2 separate regions of the Homo sapiens genome follow, and region 1 is linked to region 2. A link is an interaction called in ENCODE POLR2A ChIA-PET data of the cell type or tissue named here. Cell type or tissue: PC-9. All regions are shown on one strand. Links, peaks and the distances in the headings refer to the core of each region. The heading gives the core; the rest is flanking DNA.

Evidence for each region. ChIA-PET counts read pairs that join two places held together with the same protein. Peaks named below come from ENCODE experiments on the same cell type or tissue, not always from the same donor. Only the 100,000 strongest peaks of a DNase experiment are listed, where the experiment ranks them.
Region 1: POLR2A ChIA-PET joins it to region 2 with 20 read pairs; 3 of 35 experiments call an interaction of 5 or more read pairs at or near these places.

The regions. Positions count from the first base shown.
Region 1 is chr10:24,863,578-24,871,247 of GRCh38, forward strand. The region is part of intron 4 of PRTFDC1 (phosphoribosyl transferase domain containing 1); the gene reads right to left. Among named protein-coding and RNA genes, the nearest start is that of PRTFDC1, 85 kb to the right of the region's middle. In PC-9, for the core only: no CTCF peak of the experiment used is centred there; no DNase peak of the experiment used is centred there.
Region 2 is chr10:24,612,519-24,620,073 of GRCh38, forward strand. ARHGAP21 (Rho GTPase activating protein 21) reads right to left here. Exons shown (of 26, transcript NM_020824.4): 9 at 6,955-7,555. Among named protein-coding and RNA genes, the nearest start is that of ARHGAP21, 110 kb to the right of the region's middle. RefSeq lists a silencer at 1-129. In PC-9, for the core only: CTCF peaks have their summits at 5,423 (motif pointing right) and 5,623; a DNase peak (open chromatin) is centred at 6,023; H3K27ac peaks cover 1,803 bases.

The DNA.
Region 1 (7,670 bases), core at 1,164-5,163, 250 kb after region 2:
TAGATTTTGTAAGGTGATAGCTGCCCATAGATAGTGATTCCTCTGATGGATCTGGGTAAAGTAAATTGAAAACCTGAAGATCCACCATTCTAGATGCCATTCAGAGCATTCATCGTCCATGAGTGGAGATCAAAATATTAACATGAGTAGGAGTTTGGAAGAAGTTGATTCCGACCCTCATGCATAACTTTGAGGGGCCCAAGGTTTCAGTGGAGAGGCCAAGGGCGGTGGCTGCTACAGGTAATCCTAGCACTTTGGGAGGCTGAGGTGGGCGGATTGCTTGAGCCCAGTAGTTTGAGACCAGCCTGGGCAACGTGGCAAAACCCTGTCTCTACAAAAAATGAGGTGGGAGGATCACCTGAGCCTGGGGAGGTAGAGGCTGTGGTGAGCCATGACTATGCCACTGCACACCAGCGACAGAGCAACAACTCGTCTCAAAAAAAAAAAAAAAAAAAGACTTTAGTGGAGGAAGTACCTGCAGATGTGGTGGCAATAGCAAGAGAAACTGAATTAGAAGTGGAGCCTGAAGATGTGACTGAATTGCTGTAACCTGATGATCAAACTTGAACAGATAAGGAGTTGCTTCTTATGGATGAGCAAAGGAAGTGATTTCTTGAGATGGAATTTACTCCTGGTGAAGATGCTGTGAACATTGTTGAAATGACAACAAAGGGTTTAAAATATTATATATACTTAGTTGATAAAGCAGTAGCATGGCTGGAGAGGATTAACTTCAATTTTGAAAGAAGTTCTACTGTGGGTAAAATGCTATCAAACAGCATCACAATCTACAGAGAAATCTTTCATGAAAGGAAGAGTCAATCTAAGCAGTGAACTTCACTGTTGTCTTGTTTTAAGAAATTGCTACAGCCACCCCAACCTTCTGAAGCACCCACCAGCCTGATCAGTCAGCAGCCATCAACATCGTGGCAAGACCCTCCACCAGCAAAAAGATGATGACTCACTGAAGGCTCAGATGATCATTAGCATTGTTTTTTAGCAATGAAGTAGTTTTTCATTAAGTTATGTGCCTTATTTTTTAGACATAATGTTATCACACACTTAGTAGACTACCATACAGTATAAACATAAGTTTTATATGCACTGAAAAATCAAAAAATTTGTGTGGCTCTCTTTATCGTGGTGATCTGAAACCAAATCCACAATAACTCTGAGATATGGCTGTGCCTAAGATTAGCTCAAAGAGCTAAGGAGCCAAAACTATTTATCTTTATATAATCAATATATAACATGGAGGCTGGGTGCGATGGCTCACACCTGTAATCCCAGCACTTTGGGAAGCCAAGACAGGCAGATTGCTTGAGGCCAGGAGTTTGAGAACATCCTAGCCAACATGGTGAACCTCTGTCTCTACTAAAAATATAAAAATTAGCCAGGCATGGTGGTGCACGCCTGTAGTCCCAGCTACTCGAGAGGCTGAGGCACAAGAATTGCTTAAACCGGAGAGGCAGAGGTTGCAGTGAGCTGAGATCGTGCCACTGCACTCCAGCCTGGGTGACAGAGTGAGACTCTGTCTCAACAAAACAAAACAAAACAAACGAACAAAAATACATAACATGGAGACTGGCATCTAGTAGGTACTCAAGAAATACCTGTGTAGTGAATCAACAATTTTGACCTCATTTCTTTCACTTTCTCTGGTTCATTGTATTTCTGATTCATCCCCTCCATTTTTCCTTAACAATCTGCAATTCCTCCTTAACCAAGCTATTATCAATGTCTATTGCTTTTAATTTTGCACTAAGCAATTTCCTAAAATTCAGGTTTTTTGAGTGGGCAACTTCTCTTTTCAGTACACACCATGCCTCCTAAACACTTCCAATCTGATAACTCTGATCACTGCATCTGAGATGTTTGCCAGTTACTGTCTTAGTCATCTCATCACACCTAGCTCATTTCCTCCCAGAAAGCCAGTAAAATCTGCAGCCTAGGAGCTGCAGGCAAAAACTCTATGAGGAATCTCTGGGGTGTGCTTTCTTTGCTGTTGCATGATTCTGATCAAAACTAATCACAAGGGGTTTCCTAACAAAAAAGAAAAAGAAAGGAAGAAAGAAGAAAAGAAGGGAGGAAAGAATTGCACAAACCTACATGATATTCTTAAATAGGTTATTCCTACTTCTAGTATTTTAGAGCACACAGTGATTTGCACACCACACCGTCTCATCTGCAGCAGTGTAGTTTGGTGGCCGTGATCACACTAATCAAGAGCAATGGCAGCAGTGACAATGAGCTGTATTGGGGATATGGAGAATGAGTAGGAATGTGAATATAAACCCCATGGAAAAGGGAATGTAGTTTAGCATTTCGTTTTATGTGATAATTCACAAAATTTCCAGAATCATCAGTCAGTGGGTCTTTCCATTATTGTTCTCAGCTTAGTCAGATGAAATAAAAAAAGAATGATTTAAACAGTTAAGGCAGCCAAGGGGGAACTTTTGGCAGTTTCCGATGCTTCACTCTGGCATTTAATTAGAATCTTAGGCTGGGCACAGTGGTTCATTCCTGTAATCTCAGCACTTTGGGAGGCTGAGGAGGGTGGATCACTTGAGGTCAGAAGTTTGAGACCAGCTTGACCAACTTGGTGAAACCCCATCTCTTCTAAAACTACAAAAATTAGCTGGGTATGGTGGTGGGCTCCTCTAATCCCAGCCACTCAGGAGGCTGAGGCAGGAGAATCGCTTGAACGTGGGAGGTGCAGGTTGCAGTGAGCTGAGATCGTACCACTGCACTCCAGCCTGGGCGATAGAGCGAGATTCTGCCTCAAAAAAAAAAAAAAAAAAAAGAAAAAAAAACTTATTTGAGGGCAGGTTTGGGGGGCATGTCTCCCAAAATCTTGGGCTTAACCTGCACATCTGTGTTTTCATGGTGCCAGATTTGAGCCTGTTTCCATGCATTTTGTTTTATTCCACCCTTTCAGAGGTTCCTCGTGAATATGAATAAAATCTTACTTTAATAGATACACACATTTTATGAAGTGCCAATATTAAATCAACTTTGGAAAAAAAATCAGCCAGAGAGTACATTGTGTAGACAGCTTAAACACACCGAATAAAATGCTTTTAACATCATGAACTGAAGAGGCCATTTAACTTAATCATTGAGGGCTCACTTTATTCAACAGCAATGACCTATTTAGAACCATGACTCAGACAGCTTCCCTTGTGAGCTTCCTTTCCTTGGAAGAAAAGAAAGAAAGAGAGAGAGAGAGAGAGAAAAGAAGAGAGAGAAAGGAAGAGAGAGAAAGGAATTTTAAAAAAAGCAAAAAAATACAAAAAGAAAGAAAAAGAGAGAAAGGAAGAGAGAAAGAAAGAGAACAAAAAAAGCAAGGAAGAGATGAGAAAGAAAGGTAGTTTCTCGGGGTTCAAAGTAAAAAATGTTTTATTTAAAAAAAAGAAAGGGAGAAAGAAATGGAAGAAAGAAAGAAAAAGAGAGATGGAGGGAGGGAGAGAGAGAGAGAGAGGGCTGTGTAGAGTCTCCTTTTTTTCTAAATATTTTAATCCCATGTCTTCAAGGGCTCCAGAAGTATTATACAGTTATGGGTTCATAATGCCTCTAACTCACAGCATGACAAGATTATGTAGGTGAGCTATTTCCCCATGTTTTATAGAGTTCTTTCATACACAAATTTAATTTTAAAAAATCCTTTCTAGCCCTCCCTCCTTCATTTAACTCTGTCACGGCTCCTTTTGATACCACGATTCCTTCTCTTCCACCCTAACTTGGCTCCTGTAGTTCAAGTGCTCCTGCAGGCTCCGCCTACCCCGCCTCCAAACTGCTCTCTCCTCTCTTTCAGCCATTCTTCCCTCTTGTCAGTTTCATTTTCCTAAAACACAGCTCCATGATGTCATCTCTGCTCAAATACTTTTGTGTCTCCTGTTTGCTTTGCTGAGCAAGTTCAGCTCTTCATTGAGACTTTCAATGTATTCTACACATCAAACCCCGTGTTTTCATTTTTTTTTTCCTACTACTTCCCTGTTTTTGATTAATTTCCTTCAGTCATGCTGGTCCACTTATGTCCAGTGATCCTACTCTTTTCTCGATTACCCCATTCCATATTTTTATTTTTATTAAGTTTTATTCTTGTTGTAGGCTTTGTGGAATTTTCTTCAAAGCCGTCACCTATTTATGAAGGATTAGGGCTAATTATTAGTGGGGGATAGGTTGCGGTATTGTATTAAATTTTGGTGGGGTTTTTGTAGGTTTAATTTTTTTTTTTTTTTTTTTAGACAGGGTCTTGCTCTGTCACCCAGGCTAGAGTGCAGTGGCATGATCTTGGCTCACTGCAACCTCTGCCTCCAGGGCTCAAGCAATTCTCTTGCCTCAGCTTGGATTAGAGGTGTGTGCCATCACGTCTGGCTAATTTTTGTATTTTTAGTAGAGACCGGGATCTTGCCATGTTGGCCAGGCTGGTCTCAAACTCCTGACCTCAAGTGATCCACTCGCCTCAGTCTCCCAAAGCGCTGGGATTACAGGCATGAGCTACCGTGGCTGGCTGGCTTAATGGTTTTTTAAATTTATTTGGAGGGAATGATCGTTGGTTTTGGGTACATGACAGTGATAGCTATGGAGGAGTACCTTGAGGCTTGGGGGTCAACTGTTGCCCTTGGGGGGCCCTTGCTCTCTTTTCTGTGTTAGTCACAAACCCTTCTATTCCAGGTAAAAGCTCACCCTCCCCTCTCTAAGACTATCTGAATCCTAAGGAATCCTTCATTCTTTGGATTTCTTTAAATCCAAGGAAAGAGTCTTGCATGGAAAGACCTATGGGGCTCTTCTTAGAGTGCCAAGCATGAAATAAGAGAAGGTGTGTTTCCTGGGAACAAATTCCTGGCAGAGTAATAACATGATGATAAATGTACTTTAAATGTAAGTTTACTGAATGACTGACAAATTGTATTATCACTACAGGAGAAAGGAGAAGTCACTGCAGTCTCAACCTCCTGAGCCCAAGTGATCACCCACCTTAGCCTCCTGAGTAGCTGAGTCTACAGGTGTGCACCACCATTTTAAATTATTAAATAAATTAAATTTTAAATTTCTTTTGTAGAGACACAGTCTCACTATGTTGCCCAGGCTGGTCTCAAACTCCTGGCCTCAACAATCCTTTCATCCACTGCAGATATTTATTGCAGTTTCAGACTTTCTTCTACACCCATTAAAACAAGTACCCACTAACTGTTGGGTGCCTTTTCCTTTTACATTTTTTTTTTTTTCCAGCTAGTGTATATTCTGCATGATGGGAAGATTTTGGAGAGCCTCTAAAACTTATTTCTAAAATCTTGCCAATCCTTATTTTTTAAATTTTATTTTTTCGTTGATACACAATGTTTTATGTATTTACGGAGTACATGAGTGTTTGTTACATGCATGGAATGCGTAATGAGCAGGTCAGGGTATTTGGGGTAGCCATTGCCTTGACTGTCTATTATTGCTATGTGTTGGGAACATTTCAAGTCTTCTAGCTACTTTGAAATATACAACACATTGCTGTTAACCATCGTCGCTCTACATTGCCATTGAATAGTGGGGCTTATTTGTTCTATCTAACTTAATTGATAACCTTTCACGGAGAGGCTGAATGAAGAATGAGTGAACAGCGTGGGTCATATGAAGGCCTTTATCTTTTTTTTTTTTAACCTTACTCATATCTTGTATTTTATTTCTTATGAAAATGGCTACCCAAAGAAGTCATTGTAGCAGCCTACTATCCTAAGGCAGCAACTATAATGTAAATGCTAACAAACTCACTCCATAAGACCAAAAACCCTTCCCCAGGGCTGTAATGGGCATTTAAGTTTCCCAAACCCAGTGACAACTAATGATTTTTATTACCTATCAAATGGAAACAAATGGATTTTAATAGTTCCCCTACAGCTGAAAAACTCCACAAACAATACATTGCCTCTACCTACATGATCCGTTGACTCATGCCAGAAATAGCTTCTAAAACATTTACAACTGTGATGCTCAAACTGGGCTCTGGCTACTTCTGGTGGTTATTTGGTGTTATGCCAAGGCATATTGGAAGGCCTTTATCTTTTTTAAGGAAAAGGAAATTTTAAAAGCTAAGTGAAATTTTTTTCACTGTTCCACCTCAGCTGTGTTGCATTCACTTCCTCAGTCCCCGTTGAATCTCCTATGAGGAAGCCTTTCTGCCTCAACAAAGAGGGTGCTCCTCCCTCACTCAGCACCTTTCTCTCCACCTCTCAACTAACCAGCTGGTGGGTGTGTCCTTGGGTGTGACCATGTGGGCTTATTTACCATTTCCCTCTGCCCTGTCCTCTCTTACCCCAAACTAATCAAAGACTTCTTTCTAATTTCTATATAAGAGGACCATCCACTTGTTCAGTCACCAAATATTTATTCCAATTTGTTATGGACCAGGTATGGTCTCTGCCCACTTCATGCTGACTTCCTGGTTGGGGAGACAGGCAAATAAAAAATAAGCCCTAAGGTAAACATTGCAACTTGTGGAAAGGGCTCTAGTGGAAACAAGGTATGGATATACAGATTATTATTATTATTTTTTTAAGGGACAGAGTCTTGTTCTGTCGCCCAGGCTGGAGTGCACTGGTGCCATCATAGCTCACTGCAGCCTTAACTCTTGAGCTTAAGTGATCCTCTTCCTCAGCCTCCCAAGTAGCTGGGATTACAGGTGTGCACCACCATGCCTGGCTAATTTTCGTATTTTTAGTAGAGACAGGGTTTTGCTATGTTGGCCTGGCAGGTCTCCAACTTCCGACCTCAAATGATCTGCCCATCTCGGCCTCTGAAAGTGCTGGGATTGCAGGCATGAGCCACCATGCCCAGCCGTCTATGTGCAAATTTCTTCTTGGCATTCATTTGGGAATTTTAGAGTTGTCACTTTGACAGACTCCATAGCAAAAGCACAAGGTAAACTATTTCTTTTGTGTAATAAACCTGTAAGGCAGTGTCCTACAATAAAATGCTAAAATGACGTATTAGCTAAAGACCACTCCAGGGTCGTTAAAACTTATGAATTTCTGGAAATTACTTTGAGTATTTTAGCTTTCTAGGATGTTGTTTTATGCACCAATGTAACAGTAACATCAAATGGTGGCTTAGTGATGCATTAACAGCAACAAGTTAATTCTGATTTTTATGGAACACAATTTACTGCTAGATAGCCATTTAACACATAGATCTACTATGCTGTCTTCAGAGTAGAGGGAAGTGCACTGTTTTGTAGTCAGAGTCCTTGTGGCTCCACTTTGGGCAGCCGAAACAGGTGGATCACTTGAGGTCAGGAGTTTGAGACCCGCCTGGCCAACATGGTGAAACCCCGTCTCTACTAAAAATACAAAAATTACCCGGGCATGGTGGCAGGTGCCTGTAATCCCAGCTACTTGGGAGGCTGAGGCAGGGGAATCATTTGAAACCAGGAGGTGGAGGTTGCAGTGAGCTGAGATCACGCCAGTGCACTCCAACCTGGGGACAGAGCAAGACTCTGTCTAAAAAAAAAAAAAAAAAAAAAGTCCTTGTGGCTCTATAGCCATCCTATGATTATTACACATATTTTTATGAAATGTGGCTGCTATTTTTTTCCCTACCCGGGCATTGCATAACGATAACAAGCACAAGTATGAGAGATTAAGCTTGTGTAATAGACTAATCCATTTAACTTAGAAAGC
Region 2 (7,555 bases), core at 3,556-7,555:
GGGAAAAGGAGAGGAAATATTGCTAATGGATTCTGTGTCTTAAAAATAAATTCAGGCCAGGTGTGGTGGCTCACGCCTGTAATCCCAGCACTTTGGGAGGCCAAGGCGGGCGGATCACGAGGTCAGGAGATCAAGACCATCCTGGTTAATACGGTGAAACCCCGTCTCTACTAAAAATACAAAAAAATTAGCCAGGTGTGGTGGCGGACGCCTATAGTCCCAGCTACTCGGGAGGCTGAGGCAGGAGAATGGCATGAACCCGGGAGGCAGAGCTTGCAGTGAGCCGAGATCAGGCTGCTGCACTCCAGCCTGGGCAACAGAGCAAGACTCTGTTTCAAAAATAAATAAATAAATAAATAAATAAATTCAAATGTGACAAATATCCTTTCTTTTTATTTGCCTTCTGAGATATACACTCAATTTAAATCAAAGGAGGTGAACGGCTAAAGTTAAATGATCTTATTAATAGTCAAGCATAAGCTCCTTCTTTCAAGTAATAATGTATTAATCTTTGGCAATGCCACTTTTTTTTTTAATCAGAGTTAAGCCCAATGAAATAAAGACATCCTAAAAAATTGAACTCCCTAGGCAAATTTAAATGAGCCCCATTAATACCAATTACTGAACATCAGGTACAAGAGCTGATAAAAATGGCATGCTGGAGCAACTCCATTTACATTATATTTAAAAGGCCTGGAGAAAGAATGTTTAAAAATGATGCTAATATATTCACATGGCCTTCTCATCTTTGACCCAGCAACAGACCTTGAGTAGGCTCACTAAACATTTTTCACTAATTATAAATAAAAATTTTGAAGCAATAAGTCCTGTTTTATATGAACTGGTGATGGGTGCCCATCACCTAGTTCAAATATTCCCAATTTTTACAATAATTAAGCTAATTATCGTAACTGGAATTCAATTTTCTAATTAAGACCAAGTTTCTTTAATGGTCAGTTCTGTGAACATGGATTTAAATTAACATTCAGCTTCTTCAAAGTCATCTGGAGATTTGGTTATCTTAATAACCAAAAGGTCAATGCTGTATCTCCCTATTAGATAGAAATGGTTTTACAGTGGTTAGGAAGGGGAGAGTATTTTGAATAAATTCCCTATTCACGTTTGCCATGGCAAGATGGCAGTCAGTGCTGACGATGAGGGAGTGGAGTTGTAAATCCAAGAGGAACTACTGTGAAGTAGGTATTTGAAAGGGAGGTGACAAAATCAGAGCAAAAGCAGGGATGTGCACAATATCATGGTCAGCTCATCTACAAGAAAGCATGCACCAGGTCAGCACAGCAAGGGCTCTAATTTTACAAAGGGCAAGTGGAAGGATCACTTCTAGATTTGCCACGGTTAACAGGTTACAATTACTTGGCTGAATCTTTGCAGTCCCATAGATCAAACAAGTTAACTGAACTCTTAAGATCTGGGGGTGAGGGTGTGTGTCCATGGGCCAGTGTACAAGCGTGTGTGTATGAAAAATGATCCAGCTTGCCAGCTGACATGCTGTAACAATTTCAACAAATTCAACATTTACTTAGAAATTTAATAAATATCAGCTCACCAATTTCACTAATCTATCTTGAAAATTATTAATTCTCAATTCTAGTACACAGAAAAGCAGCAAGGGAGTAGAAATGTGGATGACTGAGTAGGGAGGTCAAGAGACCTGGTGTGTTCGATTTTGCAAAAGCCACTTAACTTTTCTGGATATTACATTCACTACCTATAAAATAAAGAAGTTGGACTTGGGTAGTGAGAAGGGCCAATTCTAGTTCAAAAGGCCTACAATTACGAATCCACTAAAGGGGTGGAATTATCTATTTAATTTATGTAAACATATAAAACATTTTTAGGTTTTTATAAACCAGGCATTTGTTAGGGGGCTTTTGAGATTTGGGTCTATTTTCAACATTAAAGGAACTAGGTGAAAAGGCTCCAAAGTCTACTTTAGTGAAACAATTTCATAGTTTATAAGAGCTAGGTTTTGGGAGGGCACAGTGGCTCACGCCTGTAATTCCAGCACTTTGGGAGGTTGAGGCAGGCGGATCAGGAGTTCGAGACCAGCTTGGCCAACATGGTGAAACCCCGTTTCTACTAAAAATACAAAAATTAGCCGGGTGTGGTGGCACACGCCTGTAATCCCAGCTACTTGGGAGACTGAGGTGGGAGAATCGCTTGAACCTGGAAGGCAGAGGTTGCAGTGAGCCGAGATCATGCCACTGCACTCCAGGCTGGGTGACAGAGTGAGACTCCATCTCAAAAAAAAAAAAAAAATGCGGCTAGGTTTTAAAAAAAACGTATTTCCCTAAATAAATAAGCATAGCAATCTATAAAGTGTGCTACAAAGAAATTTAAAGTGTTTCAGAATAAAAGTTAATGTGGCCAGGTGCGGTGGCTCATACCTGTAATCCCAGCACTTTGGGAGGCTGAGGGGGACGGATCACCTGAGGTCAGGAGTTTGTGAGATCAGTCTGGCTAACATGGTGAAACCCCGTTTCTACTAAAAATACAAAAAATTAGCTGGGCATGGTGGTGCACACCTGTAATCCCAGCTACTCGGGAGGCTGAGGCAGGAGAATCACTTGAACCCGGGAGGCGGAGGTTGCAGTGAGCTGAGATCGTGTCATTGCACTCCAGTTTAGGCAACGAAAGTGAAATTCCGTCTCAAAAACAAACAAAAAAAACTAATGCTACTATCAAAGAAAAGATAAAAGAGCATCTAAAATTATTTATTGGTGGAACATTTTTGTTAACGAACTCGACACTTCTAAACCATCTGGATATGGCAGTGCCGTTAAGGCTATGACCATCAAATTCAATTTAGCTTAGGCTAACCCTCACTGAGCACACATACAGCCAACGTTGGGGTAAGAGGGAGGAGGAGAAGTCTTAGAGATATGACAAAAGCATGGGGAAGAGATGCCAATTCAAACCTGGGTGATCTGAGCTAATAATAGTCGGCATAAAACTTAGAATGATTTTTCAAGCTAAGATTTAAAAAAGTAAAATCCAAGATTTAAATTTTTGCTCATTTTGAGGCACTGTCCAAAGAATATGAAATTTGCAGCCAACAGGCAATCGGCTCTGTCAGTTCTCTGAGAGAGCTTCAGCAAAGTACTTAACTTTCCTTATCCATAAAACGGGTTATTAATTCTGCCATAAATTCCCCACTGGGTTATGGTAAGGACTGGTACATTATAAAGTATGTGGTAGATTATAAAGCACGGCATAAGTTTTTGTTATTTTATTATTTTATTTTATTTTTTGAGTGGAGTCTCACTATTCTGTCGCCCAGGCTGGAGTGCAGTGGTACGATCTCAGCTCTTTGCAACCTCTGCTTCCCAGGTTCAAGCAATTCTCCTGCCTCCGCCTCCCAAGTAGCTGGGCTCACAGGCACCCCACCACGCCCAGCTAATATTTTTGTATTTTTTTTTGTAGAGATGGAGTTTCACTGTGTTGGCCAGGCTGGTCTTGAACTCCCAACCTCAAGTGATCTGACTGCCTCAGCCTCCCAAAGTGCTGGGATTACGGGCGCAAGCCACTGCACCCGGACTATTTTATTATTTTTTAAATTACCTCACATCGTTACTCAAATAGTGGAAGCAAAAATCTCTAAGCTTAAGTACCAATGGCATCACATTTTTGGGAAAAGCCAATATATGAAAAAGACATATAAAGATGATAAGTACATGATTTCTCTTTATAAAAGATGTAAGATGATAAAGTATATGATTTCTCTTTATAAACAGACTATTTGCTAAGACTCAGCCTGAATTAGTATTAAAGAAGGGCTGGGTGCTCATTGCATCGTCCTGTCATATCACCACTGGCACTGAGCCCAGAGCTCCCAAAGGGAGAAACTGGGTATAGGGAATGGTCACCTCTTCCCTTTGGGTAAATTTCAGGGAGCTAAGTTCCCCTGTATGGACAATGTAATCCAGCTATATCTTACCAAATCTAACACTTCTAAATCATCTTGATATGGCAGTGCCAATAAGGCTGTGACCATCAAATTCAATTTAACTTAGGGCTAACCCTCAACTGAGCACACACGCAGCCAATGTTGGGGTAAGATGGAGGAGGAGTCTTAAGAGATATGACAAAACTATGGAGAAAGAAAGTTAAGATGAAACCCTGAGTGTAGGTAACAGTCGTAGCATTTTTGTATTACTAGTAATGAGTGGTATAAATTAGAGAAGTGTAGGAAGTCAGGATTTTAGAACACATTGTAATATCTGCTATTCACCGTGAGATTACTCATGAACAGCTCACATTGTTGAGGTTTGTGTTTACTTATAAAAGAAGTTGAAATTTATTTTCAGGACTTACTATGCAGCTTTATAAAGTGGGGGGTGGGAACAGTAAACAAAATACTGTTAATGAGTAATATTCCAAATTTAAAAACAAAATGTATTCATTTTGTTTTGTATGCCTGTATGCCTCCTGCAACCTTAGTATATAGCAGGGGTCCTCAACTCCTGCGCTGCAGACTGGTACTGGTCCATGGCCGGTTAGGAGCTGGGCCGCACAGCAGAAGGTGAGCAGCGGGGGAAGGAGGGCGAAAGTCAAATAAGATAGGAACTAATTAGAGAGTACTTTTATTCTTAGTAAATAAAATTATTTATTTACATCAATCTATATGTATATAGAATTATACAGATCTTTATTTTCTATTTTAGCCAAAATCTTCTCTTTAATAACATAATTGTTTTATTTCTATACTTCATAACTAGGAAGAAATATTAACAGATATATCCAGCACATTTTTTTACTACTCCAATGTAATCTGATTATATTGTTGTTATTATGTAGGAAGAAAATATGATGCCACTGTTCTGATAAGATCGCATGGGCCTGTGAAACAGCCACAGGTTGTAAGATTTTTTTACATTTTAAAACTTCATAAAACAATCATTCGTCATCAGTTGCCTTCTATAAAATATCTATTCTAGATGATGTATAAGATTCCATCTACAACAGGAGTCTACTATTTGCTGAGCTTGGCCTTAGGGGTATAGATATGAATATGGGTACAATTTAGGTTGAGATTCCCCACAATGTTGACAACTTGAATATATCCGATTTATAAAAAAAAACATAAGCTGTGTGGAACTTTTTAAAAAAGCTTTTAGTGTCACCTATCCAATTAAGTGTTTTCTCAAGAAACATTTTTAAAGCTATCAATAGCTTTACAATTGATAGCTTTAAAAATGTTTCCGTAGAAAAGAAACAACAGTCCTCAACAGCTTTAAAAATGTTCCCGTAGAAAAGAAAAACTCAACTAGTACTCAAAGAGAAGCATATTATATTGTAAAATGATGGAGAACTCTTTTCATAAACCCATGGGACACCAGGGGGACTACAAGTATGGCCTTGGTTGGTGGCAAAAAGAGAAGGAAAAAAGCCCCTGCATCGCATGCCTCCAGGGGGCGCTCTTCACAGGCATTCCATATAAATGGCGTGCTCCCTGGAGCTGTGCTCTGGGACGAGGCTGAATGAGGCAAACCTAGAGACCCTGTCTCTTATCACTTACTATGCGATTTTAGAGATGTTATTTAGCCTCTCTATACCTTAAATTTCTCACTTATAAAATGAAGATAATATTAAGGACATAAGTCATCACCTGTTAGCAGATGATGTTTTAGAGCTGCACAGTCATGATGAGAACTGTATTGTTGTGCTATACATTTAACCAGCATTTCAAAATTGTCTTTCAGCCATTATCTCAACAAATACTTACTGAGTGAATTCTTTATGTGCCACGCAGTGTTCTAGGCATTAGGGACACAAAAGTGAACCAAAGATTTTAAATCTCTGCTCTCATGTAGTTTATGTTTTAGTTCTACTGAGAAACATGTAACAAAAAAACAAAACATGTCAAGTGGAAACAGTAATACGAAGATAAATAAAAAAGCTTAAGGGAAGAGAATGTCCGTTTCTGTGTCTGTGCGTGGGATACCTGTTTTAGATAGGTGAGTCACAAAGCCTGCTTGGATAAGATCTTTGAGCAGAGACCCAAATGTCATGAGGAAGACAGAGGCTTGTTAACTATCTGTGGAATGTATACCAGGGTTAGAAACCAGCTGTACCTGTCCCTGTAGCAACACACACCTGACAGCAAGGAGGCTGGTGAGGCTGCAGATGGGATGCACATGGAAGATTGTGATAGGAGATCACGAAGTAGGATCTCTCTGACACCATCAGAGAGGGAGTTGTGAGGCAGACCATGGAGGGCCTTTCAGATCACGGGAGGATTTTGCATGCTATTTTGGGTGAGATGAATGGGAAGGAAACAGAGGGTTCTGCACAGAGGAGTGGTGTGATCTAATTGACATTTTTAAAAACATCACACTGGCTGCTGTATGGAGAACAGATCTGGGGTGGGAGGGAGCAGACAGAAGACTCAACAGGACAGGTGCCGGCAACTGTGGCACACGCTTATAATTTAAGTAACTTCTCTAAATCTGTTCCAGGATTTATAGTATGGCAAACTAACTTGACAATGAAGAGGTCTTTTCTCTCAGTACACGTTAAATTTACAAAGAAATATGTTTTAGAAAGTAAAAGCACTGTTTAAATGAAAGGTTGGTAACTAATTATCAAAACTGTTCCACTTGGTTTTTCATTCACCTGAATCAACAATTAGGTATAATTTGCTTCGCTGATTTCCTTAATCTCAGGAATTTGTTTCATCAAAATAAAAATTTGAAATGGGTACTAGGTACATGAAGTTTTTGTTTTTTTTTTAAAAAAAGGAAAATTGGTACTAGAAATAACTTTTAAAGAGGTTTGTGAAAGCTCTGGTTGAAGCACAGCTTATGAGATTCACTAGAAACATTTTAAAATCACAGTGTAAGACTTCTATGCCTATTGAACTAGAAATAATACTTTTCTGGAAAGATTTCTTATACATTTGGCATATTAGCCAATGACTCTAAATGAGCTCACCTATAAATGGGATGGAAGCCAAAGAATCGCCAGGCGGACTGGTACTCGAGGCTTTTCTTTCCTCCATTCTTTTTATGTGGACCTCTCGACGTGCATCATTGGGCAGCCAGCAGGTAGTGTCTGACCCGGTCTCCTGGTCATTTACTGCCAAGATGTAAGACTGATGCCTTAAAGGCTGCGGTGTCTGGCGTCCAGATGGAGGTTTTTCCCTTAGGATGACAGCTTCTTTATTATCTAAAGTATCTGATTGCTCAGTTTCAGCCTCTTGTAAACTTAAATCTTGATTCCTTTGACTGACAGGTAGTTCTAAATCTGAAGTACCAGCGTTTTCACTCGACTGAGGGGCAGGCTTGGCAGAGGCTCCAGATAAAGAGGGGGATTTCCCAGTCTCCACTTGCTGATCGGGGGCACTGTCAGTCCTTACCCATGTCTGCTGATTCAACAGACTGTTCTGATGCAAGTGATTTACTGGTCTTTGGTCTTTGATAGAAACAAATGATTTCTGGCTAAATGATGGTTTTGTGACATGCGTGGAAGGAGCTTTCAGAGAATTACTTCGGACTTTCACAAGAGGTGACCTGTCTTGTGAAATACCCCGAGG